Regions from separate parts of the Homo sapiens genome. Here region 1 is linked to region 2. The links are chromatin contacts, found by Hi-C or POLR2A ChIA-PET in ENCODE. All regions are on one chromosome and are shown on one strand. Each heading gives the region's core, a stretch centred on a gene start or an enhancer-like site at or near the end of the contact. The rest is flanking DNA. Distances are from core to core; before and after follow the strand shown. Region 1 holds the start of SVIL (supervillin). Region 2 overlaps SVIL (supervillin).

Region 1 (4,898 bases), core at 2,015-4,514, 120 kb after region 2:
AGGGATTGCAGTGAGCCGAGATTGTGCCATTGCACTCCAGCTTGGCTGACAGAGTGAGACTCCATCTCAAAAAAATAAAAAATAAAAAAGATGGCGAGGCTTAAGAGGAGGTGGTGGGGCAGAGGCCTCGGGGACCTAAAGGGAGAGGAGTCAAGGGTGACCAGAAGATTCCTAGTTGAGTCACAAATCAATGAAGCCCAGAACTGCTGGAAAGTTCTAGACCTACGGATACTCCCAGTCACAGCAAGGCACCCTGAGATCAGCGCTTTAACATAAAATTGCAATGAGTGTCCTAAAATCCCAGGCAGCTGCAGATTCAGGAGATGATTCCAAGGCTGCCTTTGTACCCTAACAATCACAAGGCTCCTAGCAGCTTACTCTCCATAACGCTCCATGTAGCCCGAGAGCCCTGCATGCTGGAGCTCACCAGACATCCTTATAAAAATCCCAAGGGCCCTTTCCTTTGGATGCAATTCCTCAACTGTAGAATATTAAATAACTCGCCGGGTGTGGTGGCTCATGCCTGTAATCCCAGAACTTTGGGAGGCCGAGCGCTGGTAGATCACCTGAGGTCAGGAGTTCAAGACCAACCTGGGCAACATGATGAAACCCTGTCTCTACTAAAAATACAAAAATTAGCTGGGCGCAGTGGCATATGCCTGTAATCCCAGCTAGTAGGGAGGCTGAGGCAGGAGAATCACTTCAGCCCAAGAGGTGGAGGTTGCAGTGAGCTGAGATTGTGTCATTGCACTCCAGCCTGGGCAACAGAGCAAGACTCCATCTCAAAAAAAAAAAAAAGAAAAAAGAAAAAAAGAATACTATATAACCCCAGGTGTTGCCAAAGATGTTCACTCTGAATTGAACTCCAAAGTCTTCCAGAAGTCTGTTTATCACAAAACAGTCTGTCTCCAAAGTAGAAGCAAAGATAAAGAACTGTTTGTTGAATGGCTGACTGATGTCCACTGCAAGCTGAGCGCATTAACCAAATTTCACTTGGAAGACTATGCATGTGGCAAAATTAAATGCACCAATAGTACTAAATAAAGGTAGGCAGGAAGGCACCTAATGTACTACAATAGCTTGTATAACATCAGCCTCATCCAGTGATCAAGGTGACCAAATAAATTATCTTTAACACACACACACACACACACACAGAGTATAGACTCCAAAGTTTCCATTGTAAGACAAATTCTCTGACACTAGTGCACACTTGATGCCCTGGATCCTCAAGACATCACCGGGTGCCGGGTGCAGGGGCTCACGCCTATAATCCCAGCACTTTGGGAGCCCAAGGTGGGCGGATCACGAGGTCAGGAGTTCAAGATCAGCCTGGCCAACATAGTGAAACCCCGTCTCTACTAAAAATACAAAAAAAAATTAGCTGGATATGGTGCCAGGTGCCTGTAATCCCAGTTACTTGGGAGGTTGAGGCAAGGAGAGTCACTTGAACCTGGGAGGTGGAGGTTGCAGTGAGCCGAGATCGTGCCACTGCACTCCAGCCTGGGTGACAGCACGAGACTCCATCTCAAAAAAAAAAAAAAAAAAAAAAGACATCACTGGTTTTGGTGAGAAGAGACAGCACACATCTGCCTGGCACTGGGCTGCTCTTCTTTGGAGACAGAGGGTACAATTTATATCCTGCAGTTTTACTCAACAGGGGATACCACCAGCAGTTTGGCCAGGGTAATGCTGTATGGGACTGTCCCCTACACCATGTAAATTGGGCATTTACAATTCTTAACCACATCCTCCCAAATGCCAGTGAGTCATTGAGAAAACCTGAAACACCCCCATGCATTTTCAAACGCCCCCTAGGGTTGCCACACTATCTCCGGTGAAGAACCCTCGCAGTATTCACCGATGAAGTTCTTCTCTATAAATACTCTGTTTTCCTACCTGGTAAAAATAATGACTGCCCGTACTTGTCCATCTGATGTGGTATAAAGAAATAATCTTTTTTTTTTTTCAAAGAAGCAACACGTCAAATAAGCCTTCTATGTTCTAGAGTTCACTGCTGTTTTTCAGCAGAAACAAATCACTGAGCTAAATTACAAAGAGACCATAGCAATCTCCAGGGCTTTAAAAGGCTGATGCAGTATTTTTTCTTGGAGAATTTAAAAATAAAATGCAGTTCAAACTCTAGAACCTACAGTGAGGTTTTTCTCATAAATTCTGGAACATCGCAAGTTCTAGAAATCAAGCCCTGAAGAATGAGAGTACCAAGGCAAAGAACCCTCAGAACAAAGATTATGCAAAAGGATCACTGGTGATTTTCTATTTTTACATGAATTATAATGGCAGTGAAATAAAACTTGCCCTTCTGAACTCCACCCCCATACTTGTGCTACGATTATTAAAGTACGTTGCATTGTGAATATACTTTAATTCCAAGACTTTAAGTGCTAACATTTAGACAGAATGTACTAAGTTATATTAATCAAATTTTTAGTATTAAACCTTTCTCTACCATAAAGTAAATCCTTTAAAAAAAAAAAAAAGTCCAATCCTTCTCAACCCAAGAAATATGCCCAAGGGTATCTACAGGAATGGCTGCAGTAACTGGCAAACGCTGGCAGGAATTTTCCAATGACTGAAGTCAACAAATCCTCAGGAAACATGCTCAGACAGATGGCACTTAAAAAAAAGCAAAAACAAAAACAACAAAAAAAAACCTACTGCATTTAGATTTATAGGAAGATTTTTCACTTACTTCAAATTTCTGTATAATCCTCGTTCCTCTAAGTTAAAGGGGGAAAGAAAATCACACTGCAATTCCTTATTTTTCTAATTTAAAAAACAAAACAAAACACGTTATACCCTCGAATCCAGCTTTTGATGTCTTCGAGTATTTTCTTGGAGTCTCTTTCCAATGAATACTACTTTCAAATTCTAAGCACAAAGTAAAATCCCAAAAGTTAGCCCAAATAGCGTTGTACAAAATCAAAGATCACGATGTCAGCAAGCAACTGCATCTATCAGAAGCGATGATGATTCAGAACAGGATAAATTTAGAATGGTGTTTTCCAAAAGGCTTTTTGGATGTCAAATTCAGGAAACAGGTAAAGGCTACATCCCAAAAGTTCCTCTCCAAAAAGAACGCCAAAATATTAATAAAAAGAGTCTTCTTTTTGAAGTTTTTCGTCCCCTAGTGTCCTCGAGGCTGAACTTCCCCAACCTGGCCTCGGTGGAGCCATCCATTACTGGGCAAATCCACATGAAACCTGAGGACACTTCAGCCTGGGGAGGACGCAGTCAGAGCAGTGAAGCAACTTCACATGGGACGGGCCTTTTATGGCCTGAACTCGAGAGCCTTGATACCAGCTCATCTACCAGAAATAGCCCTGGAAATTCAGAGGAGCCCATCAGCTGTTGCAGCAGGCCTGGCCAGCAGCTACTTCAAATGCAATTAGGTTGTCCACACTGTCTTTCAGCTTGTTGTATAGAGAAATTAAAAATACAACAGCAGTCTACTGAATAAGCTACAACAATACAGATTTGGATGAGCAAACATTTCTCTAACTTAGTTTTTTTAGGCTAAAAAAAGAGCACACAATCGTTGACAAAGCTCAGACACTGAACACCCCAAAAGTAAGTAACAGACATATATACAATGAATGCCCGAAAAGTAACTAACAGACATACACATCTATGAAACAGCATGATATAATGGCACATGTCTCTACAAGTTTACAAATTCTGTAACCTCTGTGGATTTCTTCCCACTTCCAATAACTGTAGAAAATGAATCATCAGAAGAAAGCATTGTGCTGGAAGTACTTTCTCGAAAATGACACAAATATTTTCTCTTAAAGCCAAAGTCAGTCCTCTGAACTGGCAAGATCTATCTTCCTATGGCTCTCAGGTAGCTCACCTCACTGAAAAACCAGATGAACCTAACCTAATGAAAAAAATATTAACTATGAAGCACAACCACTTCTTAAATGGCCATATGCATTTTTTTAAACATTAAAAGGCCACTGACATGTTGAATACACTCAAACAAATATCACAACCCTGTTTACAAAATACTTACAATTGTAGGTCTCTGTCCCTGTCGGTACCAAGAACAGAGAGTCTTAATTGTCTGCACCAACTTCAGTATAAACCACAAACCCCATAAGACTTGGGCTGGAGTACAGCAAAAGCTGTGTGCTGCGCGGGGCCTCCCAGTGGTATGCCTCTGGGTGTCAGGGTTCTCAGACCACCAGCTGCTTCGGCCAGCACAGGAGGCCTCTCAAAGCAGGATCTAAATTCCTGTTACTAATTAACCCTACAGAACAATGCCTCTCCCTAAGAGGACAGTCCTGAGGCCAGGTGAAAAGATGACAGGTATAATAATTAAACATTGGCTTCATGACTGTTTTGTGCTAGGGGTATTTGTCCCAGTCAACTGTTTTTTTTTTTTTTTACCCATCTCAAGATAACAAACAAACAAAATTTCATAGCATGGCTTTTGCATCCTAATCTCAGTCCTGACCCTGATCTTCTTTTCCCTTGGACCATATTGGCTTTTTCCTCATTTTAAAGTTTATTTGATCTTGTTTTACGTATTTTTATAAGCTGTGGTAAGCCCCTCCCTAGAGAAAAGTAGGGCAAAAATAAATAAAAACTTACATGAAACAGTTCACTATTTGGGTCTTCTCTGTAAAGAGAAGATAGGAGGAGAAAATGAATCACTGTTACCACAATAGTGCTATTTCCTTCCTAAAAAAAGATTCACTCCCACAAAATAAACATCAGTCTTTTGTGTGCCTCTTAAGTTTTTGCACACTGCTTCCCCATAGCAACCAAACTGTCCTAGATTAATACACTGGAGTCTAATAGGGTAAATCTCCTTCGTCACTTCTTTTATATATCCTTTCTGTCTTTGATTATTTAAATCCCAGTTAATTCTT
Region 2 (5,234 bases), core at 48-2,547:
GAACTGGTCAGATGATCTCTAAGGGTCCTTCTTCCAAGCTTCCCGATTCCCATTAAATATTTGTTTTGGAGATGGGATGAGATATATTCTATGATAAAAGTTTTGTTATGCTAATAAGAAAACAAATTTTGTAGTACTTAAACAAGAATCCGGCGACATCTACGTATGTGTACATAATCACACCTTGTATTTGTCTATTCACTCAGTCAAATAACGGGAAGTAAGCCGTGAAGAAAGGAATCCCCCAAAGGAGGCAGGAGCTTCGAACTCTGGACCTGTCCCCTTCCTCAATCTCTTCCTTCTCCCCCCTTCATTTCTGTTTTCCTCTTTCTGCTAAGTGGCAGCAGATAAGATCTCAAGTGCTCAATCTCTAGAACTGGGGTAAGGCTGCCTTGTCAATCTCATGCAGATCCCTTTGGGTCAAGGTCTCATTTAGTCCTAACTCCTGTAATTCTCGAATGTTTAACAACACCCTGCATGCTACAAGAGCTAGTTCATGGGCTTGGACACGAAGTCGAAATTCCTTCAAGAGCTCTAATCCGCACCATTTCATACTATATAATGACTATGATTCATCTTTTCTCCAATTATTTTGAATGAGTCAGTTTTATCCTAATAAAATAATCTCACAAAATGAAATCATTAAAAGAAATTCATATTTGCATGCTGTATTTGAGCTTTCAAAGCATCAATAAATGAGACTTTCAAAAAGTAAGCATGCCAGCACTTTAATACCCAAATGAGAAGTCCTTCCAGTTCATGATCTTGTGGAACCAAGCACTCATCTCACTGATATTCTCCCTGTAAACTGGCCTCAGAACCAGCTTCTCTCACTTCACCTTCCACCCAGGCTGGCAGCTACTCCTCCTGAACATCCACCTTGTTAATCAGATTGGATTCAAATGATGAATTTTTAAAAGATCAAATTCATCTTCCTGAGTTGAGTTCATTAAAAGTCATGAGCTCTGGTCTTTGAAGACCTTCTCAAAAAGAAGCTCCCAAAAGTCTGGGGCAAGGACACCAGCACCTATGTCATCGGACGATTTCCCTGGTGGTTGCTTTGTGGCATCTAAAACTGACTTAGAAAAACACAAGCTGTGGCATCTGAGATCACCTCCTCGTCCATCTTATACTCTGCTGATCTGCACGGCGACCCCTAAGACACTGGGAATTGTTATTCCCATTCTGACGGACAAGGAACGTGGGTACATCCGGGTCAAGAATTCCATTGACTGAGGTCACACTGGATGTTAGTGGGCAGAGAGACGTGACTGCAGCCCTCGCCTGCCTGTGTGTAGCTTGTTTCACTTCGGTAGAACATTAGCTGACCGGACACATTTTTGCCACACCGTTTTAGGAAAGGCATAGGATTCTGGCTTTCTTATAAGGTTTTTCCCACCATGGGATGGCCTCCAAAGAATTCCTCCATTCCAAAACCCTGAAATTTTGCTTCTACATGTGCTGGCAGGGTTACCATTGGGGACTTCCGAAGACTACAGAGTAACCAGAATAATCTGGAAGAAACTGTGCTTCCGTGGAGCCCACCTGGCACTTGGAGCCAGCCCTCGGCTCCAGCCTACGGAGCACATGACGAATAACTTGAAAATAACACGCACTAAAACTTGAGTGTGTTCTTCCTGTCCCTTTAGATTTCCTCATTGGTGTCCACCACGCTGAGGAGGGAGGGAGATCTTCCCAAATGTGTCCCTTCCTCCTGTGAGCTCACAGCCCTCCGGCTCACCGCAGACCACCAGGCTCTGAGAGGGTCGAGGAGCCGACGTCTGGGCCTACGCAGGACATAAATTCCTGCCGGTGCAATTCAAACAACTGTCAGCGCTTCTAACAACTGCCAAGCCAAAGTGCTGTTTGCAGGACTGTGATGCTGGGAGCCTGGGCAGTGGCTAGGCCTGGGCTGTGTGAACCCAGAGAGAGGCACGACACTGGCCCGCTCACCCAACGCCTGGCCCAGGGCCACCGTGACAGGTGCCTGCCAGGACACCCGGGGAAACGGTGCCTCCTCTTCCATAGCCCACACTGTTCCAGCAGGGAATGCTGGCCTGAGAACCCTGCTTGTTGAGAACAAGGACATCAGGCTCAGAGCAGTCAGGGCTGGGTCAAACAGGAGACATGACAACCATGTGCCCCTAATATTAAATAAGATGTGTTTTCTCTCTCTTTTTCAGAATTTTCCCTTCATTTTAGAGAATTACAGGCACCCCATAGATCTCTGATAGGGATGAACAGCACACTTAAGTACTTATATTAGATCTTGGTTTTGGCTGGTTCACAAGTTGGAGAAGTGAATGAACTAAAGTGTCTTTTAAATGAGAGACAAATCACACTTTGGAAAAGGAGGGCCAGGCGTGGTGGCTCACACCTGTAATCCCAGCACTTTGGAAGGCTGAGGTGGGAGGATCGCTTGAGGCCAGGAGGTGGGAGACCAGCCTGGGCCGCAGAGCAAGACCCCGTCTCTACAAAAAAATAAAAATAAAAAATAAAAAGCCAGCTGAGCATGGTGGTGTGTGCCTGTAGTCCCAGCTACTTGGGAGGCTGAAGTGGGAGGATCATTTGAGTCCCAGGAGGTGGAGGCTGCAGTGAGCTATGATCGCACCACTGCACTCCAGCCTGGACAACAGTGCCAAGACCCTGTCTAGAAAAATAAAAGAAAAAAAGAAAAAGAAAAAGAAAAGGAGGGAGTAAAGGGGAACTGCCGCTCTATTCTTATTCCTACATAAATCTGGGGCCCTCTAGTGGCTGAAATCTCCCAGCTACAGGGTAAGAACCTGGAGTTTGTGGAGACAGGGAGACAGCCTCTGGCTGGGTGGGATACCGAAGGGTGGATGGTTGGGGCGGGGGCCGGCAGGCGGGAAACACAGGAGCCTCCAGCCGGTCCCTCTAGGGCAGAACACCATAGAGGCGTGAGGTGGATTCTGCAACAGTTCAGGGAGTTCCACTAAGTCCTTACATGCCACCAATTTGCCAAAGTGAAAGGATGGCTCTTTTTTTCTTTTCAATAGTCTTTTTCCCTAAATAAGAAAGCTCAGATGCCACTGTTTCTGACATTGTGGAAATAAGATTTCTAAAGGCCTAACATACTCTTTAAGCAATAGCAAAGGTTTTATCCCTAAATAACATAAGAATTATTTAATTCGCAATGTTTCTCAAAGAAGTTCCCAAACAGGGATAATTTAAACACACATCATTTGGACAGTCAGAAAATAGCAATTTTACTAATCCGGTGGGAAAAGTCGATTGCATCCTAAGTTTTTTGCTGGTTATGGTTCAAATTTGACATTCACAATGTCAGAAAAGATGAAAAAAAATTTTTTTAAGGCTGGGTGTGGTGATCACGTCTGCAATCCCAGCACGTTGGGAGGCCTAGACGGGTGGATCACTGGAGGTCAGGAGTTTGACACCAGCCTGGCCAATATGGTGAAACCTTGTCTCTACTAAAAATACAAAAATTAGCCAGGCATGGTAGTAAGTGCTTGTAATTCCAGCTACTTGGGAGGCTGAGGCAGGAGAATCGCTTGAACCCAGGAGGGGGAGGCTTCAGTGAGCCAAGATCGTGTCACTGCACTCCAGCGTGGGCTACAGAGTGAGACTCTTGTCTCAGAAAATAAACAAATAAATAAATAAATATAAAAATAACTTTTTAATATGTTTCCTTGAGCATCAAACATATTCTAAAAAAGGAGTGTATGGAGGTTTTCCTATAATTTCTTAGTTTCTATGCTTTTTGTCTACAAATGGGGATAATATTGCTTTCTTCTGGAGGCTGTCTTCAATATTAAATGAAAGCCGGGCGCAGTGGCTCACGCCTGTAATCCCAACACTTTGGGAGGCTGAGGCAGGCAGATCACCTGAGGTCAGGCATTCGACACCAGCGTAGCCAACATGGTGAAGCCCCGCCTCTACTAAAAATGCAAAAATTAGCTGGTTATGGTGGTGGGCTCCTGTGATCCCAGCTACTCAGGAGGGTGAGGCAGGAGAATCACTTGAACCTGGGAGGCGGAGGTTGTAGTGAGCCGCGATCGTGCCTCTGCACTCCAGCCTGGGTGACAGAGCGAGACTCCATCTCAAAAAACAAACAAACAGACAAAAATTAAATGAGAGATCATGTACAAAATGTGGAAGGCAGTCTGTGACGCTGGGTAGCACTGAGCACTGAGAACTTAATATAGTCAGGCCCTGGACAGGGGAGAGACTGACACAACAAGGCTGAAGAAGACAGACCTGCCCTCCTTAGTGGGGACAGGCATTTATAAAAAACGATGAAGGAAATCTGCAAATTCCAGACTCTATTTCTGAGACTCTGAAATGTGAACTTGGATGTGTAATTTGAAATATAAGCCCTGTTAAGAGCATGTGAACTGAGAAAATTCATGAAGAAAGAAGGTGTGTCTTTCTAACACTGCTGTCTAGCTGGGATTTCTGTCCTCTCACCGTATTCTCCTGGTTAGAGCACACGGGGTTGGCTGCTCTAACACTAATCTGAGCGCACCGCGGTCTCACCATGGACCAGGGGAGAGTTGGAGACGTGGCCCCTGGGTCAGCTCTATTCACTACGTGGCCCTGGAGGCTACCGGAGCCGAATCCCTCCTTTGGTAAAATGAGGCAGTCAGAGGCGGTTAGAATAAAGTTTGGAAGTCCTATGATTTTATATATTTCTTTCTCAAGAAGGAAAAGTAAAGCCCAAATAAATGGAGGAATAACATTCTTATTTTAAATAGTTTAAGCTTCATTATTTCATTTTCACAAAAGGGAGGGATTAAAGTCTCATGGAAAAGCTATCATGGATGAATTGTAAATATATGTAATTTAGTCACTTTCAGCAAAGTACAAATAAAAGTACTGTGAAGGTAAGGGGGAAAAGATCACTGGCAATATATTTTGCATTAGTGTAATTTATTACAAGCATAGCTGCTAAATAAAGTGTCCCTTGTTCTTTCATAAATGTATTTTAACAAACTGAATAGCTGAATATCAATCAAGCATTCCTTTCTATCATGATTCTGAACAGACTGGGCTCAGGGATCTCTTGGAGACCATGATAAGTTATGGCTTCTGTTAGCCAGCAGGTGTGTGTGCTCACCCATTCAATTCTGAATACACTTCCGGGCTGTTCACAGAAACTTTACAGCCATCCTTGAACGCCTTACATGTCCACAAAGCCCAAGCTAAGAAGCTACGTCTTTCCAGTATCTCACTTTTAAAAATGAGAATTTTACAGT

Evidence for each region. A loop is a pair of places that touch in the nucleus more often than their neighbours do. ChIA-PET counts read pairs that join two places held with the same protein, here RNA polymerase II (POLR2A). Pooled maps may share reads with other maps.
Region 1: a map of Right ventricle myocardium inferior shows a loop between it and region 2 (4-fold over the local background). The contact joins the promoter of SVIL here to the enhancer-like site in region 2. A Hi-C loop is called at or near these places in 2 of 168 maps with a recorded cell type or tissue (Right ventricle myocardium inferior and Right ventricle myocardium superior) and 5 of 50 pooled maps. POLR2A ChIA-PET finds 5 or more read pairs at or near these places in 2 of 52 experiments (PC-9 and activated CD4-positive, alpha-beta T cell).

What each region holds. Positions count from the first base shown.
Region 1 is chr10:29,631,707-29,636,604 of GRCh38, forward strand. It overlaps SVIL (supervillin), which reads right to left and starts at 3,265. Exons shown (of 38, transcript NM_021738.3): 1 at 2,714-3,265. RefSeq lists a silencer at 3,074-3,368.
Region 2 is chr10:29,514,775-29,520,008 of GRCh38, forward strand. The region is part of intron 16 of SVIL (supervillin); the gene reads right to left. LOC124902401 (a long non-coding RNA gene) reads left to right here. Exons shown (of 2, transcript XR_007062099.1): 2 at 207-2,505. Among named protein-coding and RNA genes, the nearest start is that of MIR604, 28 kb to the right of the region's middle. RefSeq lists an enhancer at 1,443-1,943. Within about 2 kb of position 1,298, at least 5 of the 41 ENCODE cell types and tissues checked have a DNase peak (open chromatin) inside an H3K27ac peak, as active enhancers do.